Regions from separate parts of the Homo sapiens genome. Here region 2 is linked to region 1. Evidence: chromatin loops called from intact Hi-C (ENCODE). Cell type or tissue: MCF 10A. All regions are shown on one strand. Each heading gives the region's core, and the rest is flanking DNA. Links, peaks and the distances in the headings are about the cores only. Region 1 has its middle 67 kb from the start of EFHB. Region 2 overlaps LOC107986066 (a long non-coding RNA gene).

Region 1 (5,393 bases), core at 213-5,212:
CCAGATATCCTAAATCATCTTTCTCAAGTTCAAAGTTCCACAAATCTCTAGGGCAGGGGCAAAATGCCGCCAATCTCTTTGCTAAAACAACAAGAATCACCTTTGCTCCAGTTCCCAACAATTTCCTTATTTCCATCTGAGACCACCTCAGCCTGAACCTTATTGTCCATATTGCTATCAGCATTTTGGGCAAAGCCATTCAACAAGTCTCTAGGAAGTTCCACAGTTTCCCACATTTTCCTATCTTCTTCTGAGCCTGAGCCCTCCAAACTGTTCCAACAACTGCCTGTTACCCACTTCCAAAGTCACTTCCACATTTTTGGGTATCTTTTCAGCAATGCCCCACTCTACTGGTACCAATATCTGTATTAGTCAGGGTTCTCTTAGAGGGACAGAACTAATAGAATAGATAGATAGATAGATAGATAGATAGATAGATAGATAGATAGATAGACAGACAGGAGTTTATTAAGTATTAGCTTACATGATCACAAGGTCCCACAACAAGCTGTCTGCAAGCTGAGGAGCAAGGAGAGCCAGTCCAAGTCCCAAAACTGAAGAACTTGGAGTCAGATGTTCAAGCTCAGGAAACATCCAGCATGGGAGAAAGATGTAGGCTGGGAGGCTAGGCCCGTCTCTCCTTTTCACATTTTTCCTCCTGCTTTACATTTGCTGGCAGCTGATTTGATTGTGCCGACCAGATTAAGGGTGGATCTGCCTTTCCCAGCCCACTGACTCAAATGTTAATCTCTTTTGGCAACACTTTTACAGACACACCCAGGATCAATACTTTGTATCCTTCAATCCAATCAAGTTGACACTCACTATTAACCATCACAAGTGTGAATAATTGTGAGCTTAGTCACATAAATGTCACAAAGCTCAAAGCCTTCTCGCTCAAAGTGAGATCCCAGAGCAGCTGCATCATATCACCTGGAAGCTTTGGAAATGCGTAATCTCAGGCTCCACCCTGGACATACTGAATCGGAATCTGCATTTTAACAAGATCTACAGGTGATTTATATGCACATTAAAATTTAAAACACACTAACTTAGAGGATATCAAATATAAATTTATTCATTCCCTATTGTCCCCAATTCACACTTCCTCCTAGCAAAATTTTTATATCTGTAAATCTTTTTTTAGTTTTTGTTACTCTTTTTCATTAATGGATGTGCTAGTCTATCTGTAAATCTCAGTAATTCAGATAGGTATATTTACTGCAGAAGATGATTAATTTACCGCTGACCAAAAATTCTAATCATGAAAATATTTCTAACAGGGCAAACTACAGGCTGGATCTCTGGACAAAAGAGCATTCTTAGTCTGTCTAAATTACTAGTTAACCACCACCTAACAACTGAGAGACTAGGCATGGGGAGTGCCTTTTTAAAAAGATAAGCGTATGTTAATCACTTCAAGGTATTAATATATATAATTTACTCCAAGAGAATGAAAAAGACTTTCCCTCTGCTCAGGTGAAGGTGTGTTCACCTCTATTTACAGAGTAGAAAATCTGGCAGAGTAATTACAGATGGAATAAGAGCTATAAGCTCCAGATTACTCTCAGGAAACATTTCTTAGTCTAAATGCACTTTTTAATTAGCTCTTCCAATAGCATCATGCTAATTGGCTAATTCGGGAATGATATGAGACCCCATGTGCTTTAAAGAAAATCTGTTTGTTGATATATTTATTTGCAACTGAGACTGTCTTATTGCTGGCAGGACAGATATTATTAAAACAGAATCACCTGCTTATTTTAACCAGGTTTTTTTAATGAACACACATGAATTGGATTATCCCTAGGGTTTCAGGAGGAAGTATTAGCATTCTGAGTGATGGGAAATTGCCACTTAGCTGGGAAATAAATGAGCTTTAAATAGATCCCATTATTTTTTGCGAGGTTATTACTGTAAATGTTTTATAATAGAAGAAATGCCTTTCAAGTCTATCCTCATTGTTGGTTTATGATTGGGGTGTTAACCTCTAACTAGCCCAGCTCTTCACGTCAAGCCATGGTGAGCTTTCATAAGTGGTTACTACATAAAATAAAATTACCCTTTATTGGCCCATATAATATTTCCAACAAGTTCCTTGGTTAACCATGCTGTGAACAAAATGTATTAAGTTTATTTGCCTGAGCTAGGAAACAGTAGTCTTTAAAACTTTTTATAGGTTCAATATATTCTACTATTAACGAGACTATCCTGAACACTATGGAAACATAGTTTAGGTGAGAACATGGTGATATATTTGAATATTTATTTATATCTCATCTGAGTATTTCACATTGTTTTACTTCTTTCTCTAACAGATGACACTTTATGATCCAAGCAAATCTCCTCTCTAGGTTGCTAGTACTATTTAAAATGTGCCTTTTCAGCCTAATTTCTGCCACCAAATAATAATTTTAAAAAAGAAAGTGCATAGATCATCCTGGATTTTGCAAAGCGTTGTGGTAGACTTCTTCCTCCAGCTTAACATTCTCTTTTCAGCTGCTGCTATTCCACACAGTTGGCTAAGGTTCATCGCTAAGTTTGGAAATGCTAGGGTGCCCCCTACCGTTAAAATGGGAAATCACGTTTCTTAGCCACGCCATTCAAAGAACAATATTCTCCCAAAAAGGGTATTTAACCAAAGCACAGATAAGCAATTAGTCACACCGATGGATGGCTGGATGGATGGATGGATGGGAGACAGAGGCAGGTAGTAAATCTACCTGAGGATAAATTTGAAATTTTGAAGTTAGAAGCTACTTGAGTATTCATCTGGTCTAGAGATCTGTGGGAGATAGGGTGACTGAATATCACATGGTCAAAAGTATACACGTATATGCATTTTTCTAAAATAATAGTGTGTATAGCTATCATCATTATTTCAAAGGTATACATAACCTGGGTCACTCTCTCTCCACTACCTTCCCTGTCATCTTTCTTGGTGGTATCAGTGTCCCTGTAGGTGATTCATCTACTTAACATCAGACTTCTCACTTCTTGAACTCCCTTTTTTAATGAACCTGTTCTCCACCTACTTTAGTCACTCAGGCCCATTATCACACCCTAAATTTTATTACCAACATCTCTACCACCTGCAGAATCTCATTTGCAGGCATTCCACTCTGATCACCAACACTTATTTTTCTAGCTTATTTTTTATAGTATTCCTCTACAACTTTTGACCCATAGGAATGGCCCAGTTCATTATCCCTGCCATTTTTTCAGTACCATCTCATTTCTGAACTTCTTCCTGACAGATCTTAGTCTCCATGTCACGTCACTAGAACTATTTCCTTGCATAAATTCAACTTTGTGCCTCCCTCCCACCATTTTATTCCGCAGGTAAAATTCCAGCCCTAGTCAAATATAAATCTCCATTTATTCCAGATCCAAAGTCTAGTAGTTGCATAAGAAAAAAACTGACTGAAGAAAAACACAAAACCAAGTGACCAATCTCATTTTAAATTTATAATTAAAAAATTCAAGAGGGCTTGCAGTCCTACTATGTTTTCTAGTCAAGTCACTGCCTCACTCTCTAAATCAGTTCTCCTTCCTCACCTTTCGTCCAGCCCTCAACACACCCTCCTCCTTTCTTACTCTCAGCTGATAACCCTTTTTTATATATACAACTTGCCATCCTGTTGTCCTCTTATACAACTGACAGCTGTTCCAAAGAAACCTCTCCACTTCTACACTGTATCCCAACCCCTTTCCCAACTCAAGAATTTGCTCCTGTAATTATTTCCTCTTACTCCTTTATTCTCCTCAACTATACAATTCCTATCAACACGAATTGTGCTATAAAATCTCATATGTTTAAAAAGCATCTTTTCTCTGCCCTCTTTAAAAAAAAAAAAACAGTGTCTTACTCTGTTGCCCAGGCTGGAGTGCAGTGGCACACTCTAGGCTCACTGCAAACCTCCGCCTTCCAGGTTCAAGCGATTCTCATGCCTCAGCCCCCCCAGTAAGTGGGACTACAGGTGAGCATCACCACACCTGGCTAATTTTTGTATTTTTAGTACAGATGGGGTTTTGCCATGTTGGCCAGGCTTGTCTCAAACTCCTGGGCTCCAGCAATCCTCCCGCCTCAGCCTCCCAAAGTGCTGGGATTACAGACATGAGCCACCACACCCGGCCCTCTCTGCCCTCTTCATAGCAGAGTTTGTTAAAGAGTTCTCCATCATACACACTACTTACCTCCTAAACTTTTGTGAACCCATTTTCATGAAACTGCGACTCCACTACTGGCATCAAAAGAGCTCCTGTCAAGGTTGCCAGTAACATCCAATTGTCAAACTTCATGGTCAATTCTCAGGCTTCACCTTTACCTCCAAATAGCATTGTCAGTTGATTTCTCCCTCCTTCTTAAAATACCTCTTCACTTGAGTAAGTGCTCCATAAACGTCTGTTGAATTAATGACCCCAAAAATATTAAGAGTGCAGAACCAATCCCAGATTCCAGTGCAAATGAAAGAGCAGGGCTTAACCTTCTCATCTAAGTTTTACATAGGTGATAGATGGCTTAAATTGGGACTTGGCATTGATGGGCCAATCTTTATTCTTCCAATATTCTGTGAGTGATTGCATACTGTTGTCCCTGTTTAGTCTGTATATCTTTTTCATTAGTTCCCCAAAGATTTATGGAGCACTACTCCATGCCAGGTAATGTGTATCTAGAAATTTGTCAATTTGGATTATGTCCTCAGAAAACGTATACTATAAATTAAATAGAAGAGGCAAGTATATAGCTAATTATCAGACAAAATACAAAGTAATTGTTGTCTCACAAAGGCACAGAGAACTAAGCAAGTTCAAAGGAAAGACAGATTCTTTGTAGCCAGAGAATGATTCCGGGAAATTTTGTAACAATAGTAAACTTTGAACTATTCCTTAAAAAAGATGTAGAATGTAGGCATGTAGAAAGTGGGGAAAGGAGGATGGAAGTATTTCCAGGGGAAGATATGAGTATAGTGGATAGCAGTCACAGAAACGTCATATAGTTCAGTTCTTGCTGAAGCAAAGAATAGATGAAAGGGAGTGATATGAAATGAGGTCAAAAAGAAGCATTAGAGGAAAACACTGTAGGGCCTTATGATGCTAGGCTAAGAATGTACATTTTTCTAAAAAATGGGAAAACTGTTGAAAGTTTTAAGGTATAGTAGTGGCAAGATTGTAAAGGCTGGAATAGAATGGACTATAAGTAGAAAAAATCATCAAAGCATAGGTGAAGCACTGTCAAACAAGGAGAATGCCTGTGAATGGAGAGGTAGTGACAGATTACAGATGTTCCAGAAATTGAATAGGTACGGTGGAAGGCAGTTCTCCCAAAAGTGATCTATAAATGTGGCACAATCCCAATAAAAATCCAGGAAAGATTTTTATGCAAATAAATA
Region 2 (5,393 bases), core at 235-5,234, 820 kb before region 1:
CATAATCGCCAGCAATAATTGCCTAAAGTAAGTAAAGAAAATCGCTAAAGATGAAGAGTTGAATTACCACTTAATGAAATAAGAAAAAAAGAAGACAATTTAAATCAACAGTCTAAGATGCTGCAACCACTCCCTTCCTTCAGAAAATGTATAGTAATTGTGTTTTTTTGGAGCCTGTTGTGTTTATAAATGAGGATTCGCAGACAGTCAATTCTCAAAATGATTCTACGAGTTTAATTGATGATATGAATCAGATGAACTTAAGAATATTTTCTCAGCAATCTAAAGCTGCATTTTTATAACAAGTTGCAAAATAAAACTATTTAAGATATTTTTGAAATCATCTCTATGCTGATTAGAAGGCCTGACCAAAATGAAGTGTTTCTTCTAGAACTCAAAAGGTGGATTCTCTCAAAGAAATGTTTAATCTATTTGGGGATTTGTTGGTTATCCCTTTTAACCAGTATTCTTCCATTGTAGTTGATTTCTACTCCCAGAAAACATTTGACAATGTGTGAAAAAAATTTTATTATTCACAACTTAGTGATTGCTACTGAGATCCAAGACAGCTCCCTGTAATAAAGAATCACCTGGCTCAAAATGACAATAGCAACAAGGTGGAGAAGCCCTGATTTACACCAACAAAAGGACCTAAGAGAGTCTTATAAAAGGCAGTGAATAAAATAAAAAGATAATGTCTCGAAATAAAAAATAATCTGTTCAAAGTCAAAATAGTAATGCAATGTTTTACAAAACGATAATTTATTTTGCAATTTAGAGAGCAAACTGGACATAGGGAGACAGAAGAAAGGGAATGAGGATACATTCCTCCAGCTGCCCTTATTGGCCAAAACTTTAACTCATGTCAAATAATCAGACACTAACTGTAGTAAAGGATAATTATGATTTATCATTTTTATATTTATTTATTGACTCTGTAAGCATATGAGTTATTATGAGAAATAGATTAAGTGGGTTGACAGCATCAGGCAAGTACACATGTAAAAGGATAGTAAAGTGGAATTTTGGCAGATGCTTTAATACAATGGTTATCAAACATTACCATGCATCAGAATTAACTGAAGGATGTTAAAAACACAGACTAATGGCGGCCTCATCTCTATAATTTCTGACCCAGTAGTTCTGGGGTGGGTTTTAAGAATTTGCAGCACTTTTAATAAGTTATTCAGTGGTGGTGATAGTGCTGGTCTGTGGCCACTTTGAGAACCACTTCTCTAATTCAGTAGATACTGCATCCTAAATGAAGTGCAGTACAACTATGATGCAAATTTCACTTGCAATAATAATATAAACAGTTATATATTAGGAGACGAGGAAAGTGGAAGTTATTTTAGAGAGAACTCTAAAATGTGCGCTGTGGAGTCCTATCCCCTCACAAGTGGTTGAGGTGGGGCTGGAGAGTGCAGGCAGCTTCCATTAAGACTAGGGAAAGACGCTTCAATGCAACCACTTGGAGGGATATGTTTCTCATAGTTTGCAGCATAGAGGGGAACTCTGTCTCTCACTTAAGAAATCCAAAGAACAAGAGAGACTGGTTGACTAGCTGATCAATGGCAGGGAAAAATGTTAAGTTTCTAGTATGGTGGAATTAACCTGCATAGTTGGAATTTGTCAGGGAAAAAGATGAAAGAGTGTTTCTCACCTGGAGATCGTGCATGGCCTGTGTGCAAGGGACACAGTGTTGGGGCAATCTCTTTTTTTTTTTTTTTTAGATGGAGTCTTGCTCTGTCACCAGGCTGGAGTACAGTAGCACAATCTAGGCTCACTGCAACCTCTGCCTCCTGGGTTCAAGCTATTCCTCTGCCTCAGCCTCCCAAGTAGCTGGGACTACAGGCACAAGCCACCATGCCTGGCTAATTTTTTTGTATTTTAGTAGAGACAGGTTTTCACCATGTTGGCCAGGAAGGTCTCGATCTCCTGACCTTGTGATCCACCTACCTCGGTCTCCCAAAGTGCTGGGATTACAGGTGTGAGCCACTGCACTTGGCCGGGGTAATCTTAAATTTTGTCCAAAAGGGAAGACTACAGGGAGTTAAGGGACCTTAATAGAAAAGGCTGGAAATATTGCTGGATTGGTAGGGGCTGGGAGGAAGTAAGAATATCAGCCATAATAGAGATGCCTTTGCAGTAGAGTCAACAATAGTAGCTAGTGTTTGGATAGATATTTAATCATAACCTCATTTATATTTATGCCATGCCAAAGAAGAAACATTCTATCAAAGCTGCCCATTTAGAGATTGTATTAGTCAGGGTTCTCTAGAGGGAAGAGTCACTAGAGTCTCAAAACTGAAGAACCTGGAGTCTGATTTTCTAGGGCAGGACTCATCCACCACAGGAGAAAGATGTAGGTAGGCTGGAAGACTAGGCCAGTCTCGCCTTTCACGTTTTTCTTCCTGCTTTATATTCGCTGGCAGCTGATTTGATTATGCCCACCAGATTAAGGGTGGGTCTGCCTTCCCCAGCCCACTGACTCAAATGTTTCCTTTGGCAACACCCTCACAGACACACCCAGGATTAATACTTTGTATCCTTCAATCCAATCAAGGTGATACTCAGTATTAACCATCACAGAGATATTTATGCCTTCTGGCAAATTTCTTCTTATGTTAGAATACAAATTAGAAGGTATAGACCAATGTTCAGTTTCAAATTCATTATAAAGTGACGGTGGTACCATTATAATCCATTACATGCATTGAGTTCTTGTTTCCCACTTGTTGAGACATGGATTGCTCATATATGTGACTGATCAATAAATCCTCCACAGATGAAAATATATCCTGGAGAAGCACAAAAGACAACTTCTTGTGGGATACCTTTCGCATTAGGGGTCATCAGTAAGAAAGCACTAGTAGTATTTATTTAAAGCTCTACTACTGAACTATTGCATGGCTGGAAACTACTAATAATTAGAGAATTAGGGTTACAGACTTGACTACAAACTGTTGAATTATGTTTTCTTTTGGTTTTCTGCCAATTTTAGTGTCTAAAATAACATTTGTCCTTTCAATGTTCCCAGAAGATTGAAGATGATAGGGACAATGTTAATGCCATTGTGATTGTAATACTTTATGTAACTGTTTTATAATATGTATAGTAAAGTGAGTGCCTCTATCATCAGAGACTTATCTGAGAATATCCTATAAAGAAAACATATTTACTCATGATATTTTAGTTACTGGTATAACACCAGCCTTCCTATATAGCAAATCTTCTATTGAACCAAATAACATACAGATAATTACAAGAACATTTTGATAATCCATGGAGGGTGGAAATTGAATGAAATCCATCTTTAAGTGTTCAAATAATCCAGTAGGTGGCAGAAATGTAACACTTGAGGTTTTTATTATTTTACTAGGATTAAGAGTTTTCAATCCAATCAGTGGTTATAGACCATTTTAGAAATTCTTAGTTTCTATACCAATATTTTTTGTATCATTTTGACTACTCCATCATAGTCGCAGGGTGCAGAGCTCCTAATAATAGAAACTTTAAAGACTCAGGAAAGAACAGGCAACCATCAGGGCCCTCTATGAGTCCACAGTCAATTTTGAATATACTTTCTTCTAAATATCAATTTTCATTCTCTAATTCTGGTGCACAGCACTGTTTATTAAATAGGTTATCTTAGGTAATTTGACTTGGATCAATCCTGTGGAGTTTATTCAAATTGCATATTTTAACAGTTTCAGTACTAGCTGGTTTAGCATGAAAATCTGCCAAAGTGTTTATTTGGTACTCAATTAATTCTTGTCCTTCTTGATGTTAGGTTAGCAGTTTCATGAACCAATCGGCTTCTTCATTAGAGTTATGGCAATTATCATCCAGTTTAATAGTATGATCTTAAAGTTATCAGAAATGTATACTTATCAAAGTCTGTCCCATGAATTTCCTTAAAGACACTTTACATTTATAGTTGCTTCAATAGTGCTCAAGAAAGTACCAGAGTAAAATTATTAACTGTAGTAGAAGACAATACTTAAAGTGGCCATGCAAAATATCTGATGAGAAATTATTATAAAGCAATTTTCAGGGAAATTACATTTTTTCTGTGATATACAATATTGTAGGATACTAACTAGAATTATGACTGACAGCATTATTGTAGGACCATCAGATTTATAGGAGTTTTGCACAATTTCTGGAACACATATTAATAACATTTCCATAGCATGGTTTGAAAAAGGTTCAGCATCACATTATTTGACCATACTTCCCATGCAATTTAACATATCATATAAGACAATTAGTTTAACACATTTCCTTTTATAAGACAAAAATTCTTGGGAGAGGTGGGGATGGTTAATGGGTACAAAAAAGAGTGAAAGAATGAATAAGACTTATTATGATAGCCGAATAGGGTGACTATAGTCAAAAAATAACTTAATTGTATATTTTGAAATAACCTAAAGAATGTACTTGGGTTGTTTGCAACTCAAACAAGAAATGCTGAGAGGATAGATAACTCATTCTCCATAATGTACTTATTTCACATTAAATTCCTGTATCAAAATATCTCATGTATGACATAAGTATATACATCTATTTTGTACACACAAAAATTTAAACAATAAAAAAAAATTTTTTTAATTCTTTTGAGATATTCCAGGGGTCCATCTGAAAACTCCCGAAGTTAGTTTGAGATCAAAAGATCTTAGTTTACAATTTGATTTTGGGAAGTTGTCAAAAATGTTAAAAGATTGGAAACACTTCGTTAAAATAGAATCACAGATCACTGTGAAACAGTATATATTCATTTAACTGTAGAGATTATTAAATGATTTCAATGGCAAATACAGAAAACCACATACTTCTAGGAAAAGCCTTAGCTTTTATTAAAGAGGACTCAGTTTTCTTAAGTAATCGAAAGCCTAATAAAGCCAACGTGAACTACAGGAAATCATCTGGATAAAACACAGATTCTTTGTTTCCCAGTCCAATTACTAAAAAGCTAAAGAAAAACCTTTCACAATTTATTATTAAGCGCAGACCAATACTAAAAGCAAACAAACACAAACAAAAACAAACAAAACTTGTTGTTTTAAGAGATTAAACTAGGCCGGGCACAATGGCTCACGCCTGTAATCCCAGTACTTTGGGAGGCCGAGGTGGGCAGATCACGAGGTCAGGAGATCGAGACCATCCTGGCTAACACGGTGAAACCCCGTCTCTACTAAAAAATAAAAAAATAAAAAATTAACCGGGAGTGGTGGCGGGCGCCTGTGGTCCCAGCTACCGGGGAGGCTGAGGCAGGAGAATGGGGTGAACTCGGGACGTGGAGCTTGCAATGAGCCGAGATCGTGCCACTGCACTCCAGCCTGGGTGACAGTCCAAGACTCCATATCAAAAAAAAAAAAGAGCGATTAAAC

The links. Hi-C counts contacts between places; a loop is a spot of excess contacts. Peaks named below come from ENCODE experiments on the same cell type or tissue, not always from the same donor. Only the 100,000 strongest peaks of a DNase experiment are listed, where the experiment ranks them.
Region 2: it touches region 1 in a loop (11-fold over the local background); 24 of 110 quality-filtered maps call a loop at or near these places.

What each region holds. Positions count from the first base shown.
Region 1 is chr3:19,864,370-19,869,762 of GRCh38, forward strand. No RefSeq gene overlaps it. Among named protein-coding and RNA genes, the nearest start is that of EFHB, 67 kb to the right of the region's middle. RefSeq lists an enhancer at 152-1,351. In MCF 10A, for the core only: a CTCF peak has its summit at 2,566 (motif pointing left); a DNase peak (open chromatin) is centred at 2,552.
Region 2 is chr3:19,043,295-19,048,687 of GRCh38, forward strand. All of the region lies in intron 1 of LOC107986066 (a long non-coding RNA gene), which reads left to right. Among named protein-coding and RNA genes, the nearest start is that of KCNH8, 100 kb to the right of the region's middle. In MCF 10A, for the core only: a CTCF peak has its summit at 3,345 (motif pointing right); no DNase peak of the experiment used is centred there.